Linked DNA regions of Homo sapiens: regions 1, 2 and 4 are each linked to region 3. The links are chromatin contacts, found by Hi-C or POLR2A ChIA-PET in ENCODE. All regions are on one chromosome and are shown on one strand. Each heading gives the region's core, a stretch centred on a gene start or an enhancer-like site at or near the end of the contact. The rest is flanking DNA. Distances are from core to core; before and after follow the strand shown.

Evidence for each region. Hi-C counts contacts between places; a loop is a spot of excess contacts on that map. ChIA-PET counts read pairs that join two places held with the same protein, here RNA polymerase II (POLR2A). Pooled maps may share reads with other maps.
Region 1: a loop to region 3 is called in a map of IMR-90, with 13 times the contacts of the local background. The contact joins the enhancer-like site here to the promoter of NCL in region 3. A Hi-C loop is called at or near these places in 7 of 168 maps with a recorded cell type or tissue (GM12878, IMR-90, dorsolateral prefrontal cortex and 3 more), 12 of 37 single-sample maps with no recorded cell type and 18 of 50 pooled maps. POLR2A ChIA-PET finds 5 or more read pairs at or near these places in 31 of 52 experiments (AG04449, AG04450, B cell and 24 more).
Region 2: a loop to region 3 is called in a pooled map, with 3 times the contacts of the local background. The contact joins the promoter of NMUR1 here to the promoter of NCL in region 3. A Hi-C loop is called at or near these places in 1 of 168 maps with a recorded cell type or tissue (GM12878), 5 of 37 single-sample maps with no recorded cell type and 10 of 50 pooled maps. POLR2A ChIA-PET finds 5 or more read pairs at or near these places in 24 of 52 experiments (AG04450, CD4-positive, alpha-beta memory T cell, CD8-positive, alpha-beta T cell and 17 more).
Region 4: POLR2A ChIA-PET joins it to region 3 with 12 read pairs in WTC11. The contact joins the enhancer-like site here to the promoter of NCL in region 3. A Hi-C loop is called at or near these places in 3 of 50 pooled maps. POLR2A ChIA-PET finds 5 or more read pairs at or near these places in 17 of 52 experiments (AG04449, AG04450, GM10248 and 12 more).

The regions. Positions count from the first base shown.
Region 1 is chr2:231,556,481-231,559,279 of GRCh38, forward strand. No RefSeq gene overlaps it. Among named protein-coding and RNA genes, the nearest start is that of NMUR1, 27 kb to the left of the region's middle. Within about 2 kb of position 1,396, at least 15 of the 41 ENCODE cell types and tissues checked have a DNase peak (open chromatin) inside an H3K27ac peak, as active enhancers do.
Region 2 is chr2:231,529,163-231,532,022 of GRCh38, forward strand. It overlaps NMUR1 (neuromedin U receptor 1), which reads right to left and starts at 1,283. Exons shown (of 3, transcript NM_006056.5): 1 at 1,197-1,283. The coding sequence starts at 1,199. RefSeq lists a silencer at 1,111-1,540 and an enhancer at 2,235-2,860.
Region 3 is chr2:231,463,108-231,465,807 of GRCh38, forward strand. NCL (nucleolin) reads right to left here and starts at 1,377. Exons shown (of 14, transcript NM_005381.3): 1 at 1,229-1,377; 2 at 93-209. The coding sequence starts at 1,246. RefSeq lists enhancers at 445-1,116, 1,022-1,071, 1,117-1,786, 1,132-1,321, 1,832-1,931 and silencers at 636-1,005, 1,352-1,701.
Region 4 is chr2:231,368,882-231,371,581 of GRCh38, forward strand. It overlaps ARMC9 (armadillo repeat containing 9), which reads left to right. Exons shown (of 25, transcript NM_001352754.2): 24 at 1,072-1,244; 25 at 2,632-2,700. The coding sequence ends at 2,654. Among named protein-coding and RNA genes, the nearest start is that of MIR4777, 7.5 kb to the left of the region's middle. RefSeq lists enhancers at 163-809, 810-1,457, 1,458-2,104, 2,105-2,700. Within about 2 kb of position 1,395, at least 4 of the 41 ENCODE cell types and tissues checked have a DNase peak (open chromatin) inside an H3K27ac peak, as active enhancers do; they include PC-9, where a contact is called at or near this core.

The DNA.
Region 1 (2,799 bases), core at 146-2,645, 93 kb after region 3:
CATAGGCTTGGTATTTATTCCACTTGTTTCCTAGATGGAAAATATAAATACCCAGCTTAGCTGGAGGTAGAGATGAGAGACACACCAGGGGCACTGCTTGGTCAGGCCAGGGGGTCATGGAAGGTCAAGGGTCCAGAGGTCTGGCTCAAAAGTGATGTTGTTTTTTGTTTTTGTTTTTGTTTTTTTGAGACCGAGTCTCGCTCTGTCTTCCAGGCTGGAGTGCAGCGGTGCGATCTCGGGTCACTGCAATCTCTGCCTCCTGGGTTCAAGCAATTCTCCTCCCTCAGCCTCCCGAGTAGCTGGGATTACAGGCACGTGCCACCATGCCCAGCTAATTTTTCATATTTTAGTAGAGACAGGGTTTCACCATTTTGGCCAGGCTGGTCTCAAACTCCTGACCTCAAGTGATCCGCCCACCTCGGCCTCCCAAAGTGCTGGGATTACAGGTGTGCGCCACTGCAACCGGCTGAAAGTGATGTTTTAAATGAATGCCCATGAGAGAACCAAATGAAATGGGTACAGTTACCAAATGAAGTGACTCGATCTGAAACAGCTGATATCTAGACCGGATGAATTCGACCATCAGCCCAGGCTCTGGTGTCCTGGTTTTGCTCCTCCTCGGCAAGCCCCTGAAGGGCCCGGCTCCAAACCCAGTTGCTGGGTGGATTCCCCAGGCCCTGGGCCTGTGTCTTAACGGGTCTTAGACCACCCAGCAGGCCAGGTCCTTCATGGTCTCCCGGGAACACAGACCCAAGAGGGCCCAGCCAACTTCAAAGTCCAGAGCAAGTGTCCCAGGGCAGAGGGGCCACCAGGCTTCAGGCAGGGAGGAGAGTGGGCACCTCTCCTGCTGTTTCCAAGACACTCCATTGAGGCACACACAGTCTGTTCAGAAAAACCCCTCAGGAGGACAGTCCCGAGGGTTTCCCACCTGACCGTGGGTGCTCCTTCCTCTCCTGGCCTGGGACCCCTTTCCTAACTCTCTCACCCTAGGCTTTCCCCGTTCTAGTCCAGAAGCGCCCATGACTTGAGACCTTCCCCTCGGAATCACATTCCACCTCCGCCCGACGCCGGATTCTCCAATACACAGACCCCAACTGCGGACCAGGAACCCCCACTCACTGTGAGGGAGGGGCTCTGGCCCTCACACAAGCACCCTGAGGCCATGCTGCAGACAGGCGCTGGGGCAGTTGGAGTAGTCCCTGAAGCTGGGAGGGGCAGGGCAGCATCTCCAGTGGCTCTCATCTGCGTCCAGCAGGCAGATGGGGCTGTCACTGAAGTCAGGGAAAGGGGGAAACGGAAGGGGCTCAGGGTGCCTTCCTGGGCAGGAAGGAAAGCCGGCTGTCAAGGAGAGCCCAGTGGTCAATCGTTGGTGTCTCCCAGAGTCTCCTCACTGCTGATTGCAACTCAGACAGCTGGGCCCAGCCCGAGTTCCCAAGTCAGCCAGGCAGCGGCAGGCCCAAGAACACGCATGCCTAGGAAGTCTCCAGCGACACTCTACTGCTAGGTTAGGACCATGCCTTGAGAACTGCTGAGGCTCAAGTTTTGCTCTCTGCATCTGGAGTCAGCGTCCTGGGTTCCTGTCCCAAGTCTGCCCCCTGATGGTAAGAAGTTGCTTCTTCAGCCAAATTTCATAATTTACCTCCTGGGGTAGGTGTAAAGATTAAGTGATATACTTGGGAAAATTAGCACAATTCCTGGCACACAGTAAGACTGAAAAAAATTCCTTATCAACTGGTTGAGGTGTGGTAATTTGGGTGGAGGAAGCTGCTGGGTTTTTTGTTTGTTTTTGTTTTTTTAATAAGCCCTATAGAATTATTTGGCTTTAAAAAACATTACCTGAGCCGGGCACGGTGGCTCACGCCTGTAATCCCAACACTCTGGGAGGCTGAGGCGGGAGGATCACCTGAGGTTGGGAGTTTGAGACTAGCCTGACCAACATGGTGAAACCCTGTCTCTACTAAAAATACAAAAAAAAATTAGCCGCGTGTGGCAGCCAGCGCCTGTATTCCCAGCTACATGGGAGGCTGAGGCAGGAGAATTGCTTGAACCTAGGAGGCGAAGCTTGCAGTAAGCTGAGATCGCGCCACTGCACTCCAGCCTGGGCGACAGAGCAAGACTCCGTCTCAAAAAAAAAAAAAACAAGAAAAAGAAAGAAAAGTAAAGATAAATAAATACATAATAAATAAATACATAAAATTATATAAGATGTGGCGGGGCACAGTGGCTCATGCCTATAATCCCAACACTTTGAGAGGCTGAGGCAGGCGGATCTCGAGCCCAGGAGTTTGAGACCAGCCTAGCCAACATGGTGAAACCCTAACTTTACTAAAAAAAAAAAATACAAAAATTAGCTGGGCATGGTGGTGCATGCCTGTAGTCTCAACTTCTTGGGAGACTGAAGCAGAAGGGTCGCTTAAGCCTGGGAGGCAGAAGTTGCGGTGAGCTGAGATTGTGCCACCGCACACCATCTAGCCTGGCAACAGAGGGAGACCCTGTCTGAAAAAAAAAAGTATATATATGCTCTAATGACATTGAAAATGAGAAATCAACAGCTCTTCCCTGATCGTTTAAACATGGAAACATCTGTGGAAGATTGTATTATTGTTCCCAATCATTCACTCCCCCTTCCTGAAAGCTGAGTCCACCTTCTCTCTTATGGGGAAGGAGTATTCATCCAGCCCCACTGATCCCATGATGGCCTTTGCCAAGGGCACATGTGTGGACATGAGCCGTGCCCCTTCAGAGCAGAAACTGAGTGCCATTGCTCACTTGCTCTTGTCCTTGGCCACAAGACTGTAT
Region 2 (2,860 bases), core at 33-2,532, 66 kb after region 3:
AGTCAGAGATGTAAAAATAAGCTTGGTGCAGTGGCTCACACCTGTAATCCCAACACTTTGGTCGAGGCAGGCGGATCACTTGAGATCAGGAGTTCAAGACCAGCCTGGCCAATATGGTGAAACCCCGTCTCTACTAACAATACAAAAAGTAGCCGGGCGTGGTAGCACACGCCTGTAATTCCAGCTACTTGGGAGGCTGAGGCGGGAGAATTGTTTGAACCCAGGAGACAGAGGTTGCAGTGAGCGGAGATTGTGCCACCGGACTCCAGCCTGGGCAACAGAGAAAGACCTTGTCTCAAAAAAACAAAAAGCAAACAACGAAAAAGTAAAAATCTACATTTAAAAAAAAAAAAACACGTGGGGTTTTGATTTTAAATTTCATGATCTATTGGAACCTTTGAGTAAATGACAGATCTTGGGTGTCTCCTCTTTCAAGCAATGATGCTAGATGAGGCACTCGTTTGGGCATCTGTAAAATGGGCACAATGCCTGGTATTGCAGGGTCTTCAAGAGCAAGCGCTCAGGAAGCAACTGCCTGGATTCGAATCCAGCCTCCCCAGTTCCAGGCTGTGTGACCTTTAGCGAGGTAACCTCTCTGAGGCTGTTTCCCTATTAGGAGGATCCAGGGAGTTTAATCCATTAAAGACATTAACACAGGGCCTGCCTGGCATACGGAAGGGCACGGGGATCACCCCCTTGCTCTGGGGACCCAGTCACTATGAGAGTCAAGTGAGGGAGTGTCAAGGCTACACACTACAAATGCTTCATCCACAAGTTGATTCTTTTTTCTGTTTTCTGTCACCTGAACTGTTCAGTCTCCATATTTGACGCCCTTGGCACTGCCAGTTCTGGGGTTCCCTCTCCTCTATTGAGCCCCACACCCTTCCTCCCGCCCGCCCTCACCCCCGCTGCACAGCAGCGCGGGAGCCTCGGGAACCAGTTGGGAACGCGCAGGCGCCAGCCCGGGTTCAAGGGAGGCGCCCTGGTCCTCGAGGAAGGGTCGCAAGCCCGCAGCCCCCCGGCGCCCCTGGCCGGAAGACACAAATGACCCGAGAAGTTGCGAGGCTCCCCGGTGGCGGGGACGGGGGGCACCCCGACGGAGCCCTCGGACCCTTCCCGCCCTAGGACGACCCTGCCCGCACCGAGCCCCGGCCCAGCTGCCGCGCCCTAGCCCACGCCGGCGCCTGCGCACCTACCATGCGGCCCGCGGCCCGCGAGACCCCGGCTTCCACCCTCCGAGCGACGGACACAGACGCGGCGCGGGAGCCAGTGGACTGACTGACAGCGGCCCCAGCCCGCGCCCCGACGCCCCGCCTGTCCGGCCGGGAACGCCGCCAGGGGGCAGTGCAGTCCCCGCAGCCCGGGCGGCGCCCCCTCCCGCACTGGCGGAGGACGCGGCCGTTGGAGGCGACACCTCCACAAGCAGCGTGGAGGCGACACCTCCACAAGCAGCGTTATCTGACGGAACCCTCACAACAACCCGTTTTACAGATGAGAAAACTGAGCCTCAGAGAGCCGCAGAGGAGGAGCCCGAGAGACCTGGGGCTCACATGTGATTCCCGCCCTCCAGCGTGCTGAGTTTAGCTTAACGCCGTCACGGTGTCCCTGCGGCCTCCAGCTCCTCCTGCCCCCCATTCAGACCCACCTCCAAGGACAGGGACGGCCCACCAGCCCCTTGAAGTCGACATGCCCCGGTGCGGTTCATCCTCCCAGGCTCCAGGCCTCTTCTTCTGTCCCAAGGCCCATGATTGCAGCCTCCGCAGCCCCTCTCACCCGCTGCTCCCTTCGGGGCCTCCAGTCCCTGAGTCCAGGCGCTCGGCCCTGCAGGACTGGGCAAGAGCCCCCTATTCTCCCTCCAGTCCATCCTCCCACAGCCACCAACGACCATCACCCCCTCGAAACCCTTCCTTGGGGCCCCCCCACTGCCTTCTGAAAAAGAGCACACCAAAGTCTAGCCTGGGGGTGGACCTCCCCACTCCTCACCTGCCTCCCTGGGCCACCCTCTCCTCACCATTGTCCTCAGCCCCAAATACTGTCCCCCTTATCCGTTCAAATGTTCTTCTGCCCCCATCACTGTACCAAGGGTGGGGGTATAGACAAGGATGGAGGGAATTTAGGGAAGGGTTAAGAATGCCCAGCCACAGCCTCCTGCTCCCCCACACTGCCCACATGCAAATCCCAGTGCCTCACCTGCTCCCACTCCCTAGTCCTGCAATCAGCTCCTTAGCTGGAAGCTGTTTCATCAGAAACTTCTAGGGACCCTAGAAATGACGGATCACACAGAGTAAAATGCTGGTTCCGGGGCCTTTGCCCAGAGTTTTGTCTCCTTAGCCTGGGCAAGGCCCAGAAATCCTCATGTTTGACAAACGCCCTCTGGAGAGCCCCATGCCCCAGAATCACACTGAGGAGCACCAGGAGAGGTTACAAAGCCACAGGACCCCGAGAGGCCACCGTGAGCTCAGAAGCTCTGTGTGCCTCAGTTCCCCTTCCTGTAGAATGGGCTAACCACCATCGCCACTATTGTGAAGGTGACATGAGACACTGAGCGTCAAGATTCAGCACAGGGGCTGGCACATGGCCAACACTCAAGAAATGTGGGGTGGGATTGTCACCATTTAGTGGCAACTGGAGGCTCCTCCTTCCCCCCGCTTTCCTGCACCCTCCTCCTCCCCACTGCCCCCCAATTCCATAAGTCACTGTCTGGGCTTGGGGATGGGAGTTAGGCCCTCAAGGAGCCTGCACCAGGCCGGCCTTCCCAGGAACTCCACATGTAAACAGAGTCCCAGGCAGGGGACGGTTGTGGGAAGTGCAGGGGCACGTGGTCCTCAGGGCCTTGGGAGAAAGGATTCTGTGGTGCCCT
Region 3 (2,700 bases), core at 127-2,626:
AATCTTATTTTTGCCACAGATATCCAATTTCATGTCTTAACTCTCCATTTTGTAGTTTTAACATAATTCTGCATTAAGTTGGATAAAATTACCTCTTCTCCACTGCTATCATCTTCTTCATCTTCTGACATTTCCTCATCTTCACTATCTTCTTCTACCTCCTTTGGAGGAGGAGCCATTTTCTTGGGGTCACCTTGATTTTTACCTGCCTAAAATGGACACAAATAGATCATTACACCTCCACCTCGACATTTCAGGCCATTCATATTTTGCCATTAGTGTTCATACGCCATCATCTCCGTCCTCAGATCCATTTCTCATAGTGCCAAACACCACAACTAACATAGAAACTACTCCTGATGGCAATGCAAGAGGGACTACTCTCAACCGCCCACATTTTTCCTCCCAGGCTTTACCAACAGAAAACCTGCCCTAAGGTAAAAAGTCAACCTGAGGAAATGATTTCTCCTCCCGTTACCTTAGTTAAGCACAACCGTGTTTTAATACTACAAATCCCGGTACTTTATTCTACCACCCTCATCTGAATCCAAATTAACGGTGAAGATCATTAAGGCACTTAAAAAAATGACTACCTTGATTTTCTCATGAAGCTTATGCCTTTCCCAGCGAGACAACCCCGCCCCTTAAAGAGGCGGCGCGGCCACGTGGGGGTACCTGGTAGGCCACCACGTGCCCGAAACACAGCGCAAAAGGCACGCGGCAGAGCCACCTTCCGGGGCCCACCACGTGTCGGCTTGCCAGGCCGGGGCGGAGACATCCGAGCGCAGCCGGGACTCCGACTAGGGCCGATACCGCCATTTCCCGGCCCAAGGCACCCGGTCCCTCTGGAGATTCCAGGACCCACGCGGCGCGGCCCACGTGGCAGGCCGCGCTCCCGGGCACGTGCGTCAGGAGTCGAGTCCCAGCTCGTACGCGTCGCAAAAGTTTGGTCTCATCTCTCCACCCCGAGGCCCAGCGCCCCCTCCCCGCGCTCAGTGACTCTGTCTTTCCCGCCGCGTTCGCCGCCCCCAGCACCTGCAGAAGCTCTTCACCTCGCCACCAAGTAGCCAGAAGCCGCGAGACCTCCCCACTAATCGCGCGAGACTTCCCGCAGCATGGCGCCCTAGAACGCGCCCGGGACTGCGCGCAGGCCCTCCTCCCCGCGGCGCCGCGCTCGCCCCTCGGAAAGCAGGCCTACACGTCTGCGCTCGCGCTCAAGGCCGTTTACCTTCGCGAGCTTCACCATGATGGCGGCGGAGTGTGAAGCGGACAAGTGGCGCAGATGAGTCCAGAAGAAGCCAAGCGACGGCGATGGCGGCCGCGGGTGCTGAAGATCCCGGAGCACGTACACCCGAAGGCCAGCGAGAGCTCGAGACTGAGGCGAAAGACTGAGCCTGCCCAGTAATCGCCTGTGGAAAGGCGACGACGGCGCCCTCGTGACTCCGCGCCGACCAACCAAAGCTCGCGGCCGTCCCCATGAGCCAATCGCGAGCCTCTAACCGTGAACGGCGCGGGGCGGGGAGTAGGCGGGCCGAGGCGGCCACGGGAGGGGGAGGGGCTGGCAACGGCGCCGTGGGGGCGGGGCTCGCTTTGTGCAAGGTCCGCGCTGATTGGGCCGTGGGCGCGCGGGTCCCGGCCTGCGTCGTGGGACTGGCGTTTTTGGCGCCGGCTGTGAGGGGAGCGCGGGGGTGGTGGAATCGGGCGGTCTCCGGTTCGCCAATGTGGCTGGGTCCGTAGGCTTGGGCAGCCTTGGAGTTCCTCAGAGACCCCGCGCTCGGTCCCGGCACGCACTCACGCCGCGGCTCCTGGTGGCCCTGGAGCGAGGAGTCCGCCAGCACCGGAAGTTCAGGGACCGCGGAGTTCCCGTTGGCCCTTTTGGAGGCACAGCTTATCCCTGCTTGCCCGCGAGCATGGGGCCGGAGGCACCCCCCGGCTGCAGGCAGTCTCCTGAGAGCTGTTAATAAAGGCAGTCGCGGGTCTGTGCGAGGTTTTCTGTGAGAAATGCACGAACCTCCCCTACCCCACAGAACCTCAAGCGGGAGATATTTCTCGACATGGGGAACGGCCTCGGAGAAGTAACTTTCTGGCCTCACAGGGCAGGGAGAGGGGCCTGGGAGGGCCGACCGCAGAGCCGGGCCTTTGACCGCCCACAGGTTCCCTGGTTATTATTTGGGTCGAATGCGCCAATTAAGGTGGTGGCTGCGAAGTCAGTGTCACCAGATGGCCCGGGAGCAGGTCGAGAGCCACCGGCAGGGTTCCCCGGCGGCAGGGCGAAGGAGGCCGCCAGTGACTTCCACGGTTAGCTTTGTGGGTGGGTCTCACTCGATGCCGGGCTTAGCAAACCAGAGCATTTCCCTCCGTCCAGGGCCTGCCGGGGATCCATCCCATCCATAGGTCCAGCTATGGATCCATCCATACCTCATTGTTCCTACAGAACCAGGATATCTGCAGCTACGGCTGTACTTGTTAAAAATCACCTCAGGCCGGGCGCGGTGGCTCAGATCCGCAATCCCAGCATTTTGGGAGGCCGAGGCGCATGAACCGGGGAGGCGGAGGTTGCAGTGAGCCGAGATCGCCCACTGCACTCCAGCCTGGGCGACAGAGCGAGACTCCGTCTCAGAAAGAAAAGCATTTGTTAAGGCCGGGTGCGATGGCTCATGCCTGTAATCCCAGTACTTTGGGAGGCTGATGCAGGAGGAT
Region 4 (2,700 bases), core at 145-2,644, 94 kb before region 3:
CAAAGTGCTGGGATTACAGGCATGAGCCACCGCGCCCGGCCTATTTTTCTAATTATTAAAGTGATATGTTATCAATGTAAAAAAAGGCATATAGAAACAAATCAAACCAAAAGAATCCCACAGTCTCCTCCCAAGTCCTACTTCCCAGAACTATACTTCCATCTAAGGGGTGCTAACAACTGGGCCCAGGATATGTCCTCACTGAATTCTCACAGCTGTTCCTTAGACATTTTACAGGCAGGGAAACTGAGGCTCCCAAGGTGTCAGGGAACTCCCGTGCAATCACCATCTGGAGAGCGGTGGGGCTGGACCCAAGGCTCCATGGCATGGGGATTCTTGCCCATGGGTGCCTGCATTTCCCCACCTTATGCCCATCGTCTCCTTCCTCCTGTGCTTTCTTTTTTTTCTTTTTTTTTATTTTATTTTTTTGAGACAGAGTCTCACTCTGTCACCCAGGCTGGAGTGCAGTGGCGTGATCTTGTCCCACTGCAGCCTCTGCCTCCCAGGTTCAAGCAATTCTCCTGTCTCAGCCTCCTGACTAGCTGGGACTACAGGCATCTGCCACCATGCCTGGGTAATTTTTGTATTTTTAGTAGAGACGGGGGTCTCACCATATTGGTCAGGCTGGTCTCGAACTCCTGACCTCAGGTGATCCGCCCGCCTCGGCCTCCCAAAGTGTTGGATTACAGGCGTGAGCCACCATGCTCAGCCAGTTTCTTTTTTTTTTTTTTTGAGACAGAATTTTGCTCTTGTCGCCCAGGCTGGAGTGCAACAGTGCCGTCTTGGCTCACTGCAACCTCCTCCCAGGTTCAAGCGGTTCTCCTGCCTCAGCCTCCTGAGGAGCTGGAATTACAGGTGCCCGCCACCGCGCCCGGCTAATTTTTGAATTTTTAGTAGTGACGGGGCTTCACCATGTTGGCCAGGCTGGTCTCTAACTCCTGACTTCAGGTGATTTGTCCGCCTTGGCCTCTCAGAGTGCTGGGATTATAGGCGGGAGCCACCACACCCGGCCCCTCCTGTGGTTTCTAATGCTGTAGTAGCTGGGACTCCAGGTTGCACGTTTTGTTCTAGGGAATGTGCATCAGCCTTCACCTGCAAGCCCCGGGCCCCCTGCACTCCAGAGATGCTGGACTGGAACCCACCCAAGGCAAAGGCGTCAGTTCTGGCCCCTCTGTTCTCTTCGTGTGGCCCCCAGCAGGCCAGCCGCCCCGGCTCCACAGCGTCCTCCACAAGGGGCCTGCCGAGTAAGTCAGCCTGGGCCCCACTGGCGTGGGAGCCTGGCCACCCGCCAACCTGCAGGGAAGGGCATTTTGCTGCTATATTTGGCCCCGTGCTCCTGTGTGTACCAGGCCAGGCCAGAAGGGCAGAAGGCCTGCTTCCCTTCCCCACACAACCAGGCCCCAGCAGGTGGCTTCCTTTCCTCCAGGGACCGGTTCTGCATGAATCTTCCTTCCTATTAAATTCCCTTTGGCCTCAGTGACTCAAACTCAAGCTGAGGAGTGAGACCTCCAGGCAGGTCACTGAGAGAGAAGCCCCTCCCCACTTCCCTCTGTGGAGCTCACAGAGTTGGCCCTGAGCTGGCCCTGCTGCCCCGGGGTTGGCCCTGAAACTCGGACCTGCCCTGGTGGGAGGTGGTCCAGCCCCTGGTTCAGCCACTGTGTCCCTGCCTGGCCCAGCCTCGGTCAGGCCACCCCCAGGTCAAACAGAAGCGGGTGTCTGCTCGCAGGCTGGATGGAGGGGCCGCCAGAAGGGCCTGAAGATGGGATGGGCCCAAGGGCCCCCACTCTCTCCCTGGGGCCTCTCTCTCACCCTCTCACCTGAGGCTCACTGTAAGGACCACTTCTTTGTCTTTCTCTGTCCCCTTCCAGCCTCTGCCAATTGATAGCCCCTCCACCTCCACGCCCCAACTGAGCTGAACCTTTCTAGAGGGCTTTACCAAAACACAGGGAAAACAAAAGGACAGAACAAAAGGCCAGGCAGGACGAAAGGAGTCCCGCTTAGGATATGCGCATTTCTTTGGCCGCCCCCAGCCCGCCCCACCCTACTACCTTCCTGGCCAGGCCCTGGGCGCTCTGGTCAGCTGGGGACACGCTGGGTTGGAAGTGGGGGTAATGGCCATGGCTGGGGAGCCAGGTTGGGACCCCTCCCACTTCCCACTGGGAAACACACCCAAAACCCCAGCCCAGCCAGTCGCAGCCCAGGTCAGGCGCAGAGGAGGTGCAGCAAATCCAGGGGAGGCTCGGCCAGGAGGAAGGTGCCACTGGGGCAGGGATCCCCAGTCATAGCAACAGTGACACCAGCAGCTGGTGGCTGGCCTGGCCCCACATCTAGCAGCATAGCGTGGCCACGGTGTGGACAGCTCAGCCAGCCATGGGCGTTGTGTGTCCTGTGGGCTCAACAAACACGTGAGCTGTTGCCAGCAAAGCTGACTGAGTGACCCGCACCAAGCAGCCTGCTTCCTGTGAGGAAAGAGCCGGCCCGCCAGTCGAGCCCAGGCCACAGAACAGGTGACCTGGGAGAGGGAAGGTTCCCTCGCTTCTGAGCCGGCTGAAAGAGGGACTGAGTGGGACAGAGGGGATTCTGTGCGGAGACCACACAGCACTGGCATCTTGCTCTGGCTTTTCTCTCCAGGCAGCCAGTCTCACAGGAAGTAAGGATGTCCCCGGGTGTCCCCATCACGTTGCCGGAGGACCAGCCAGC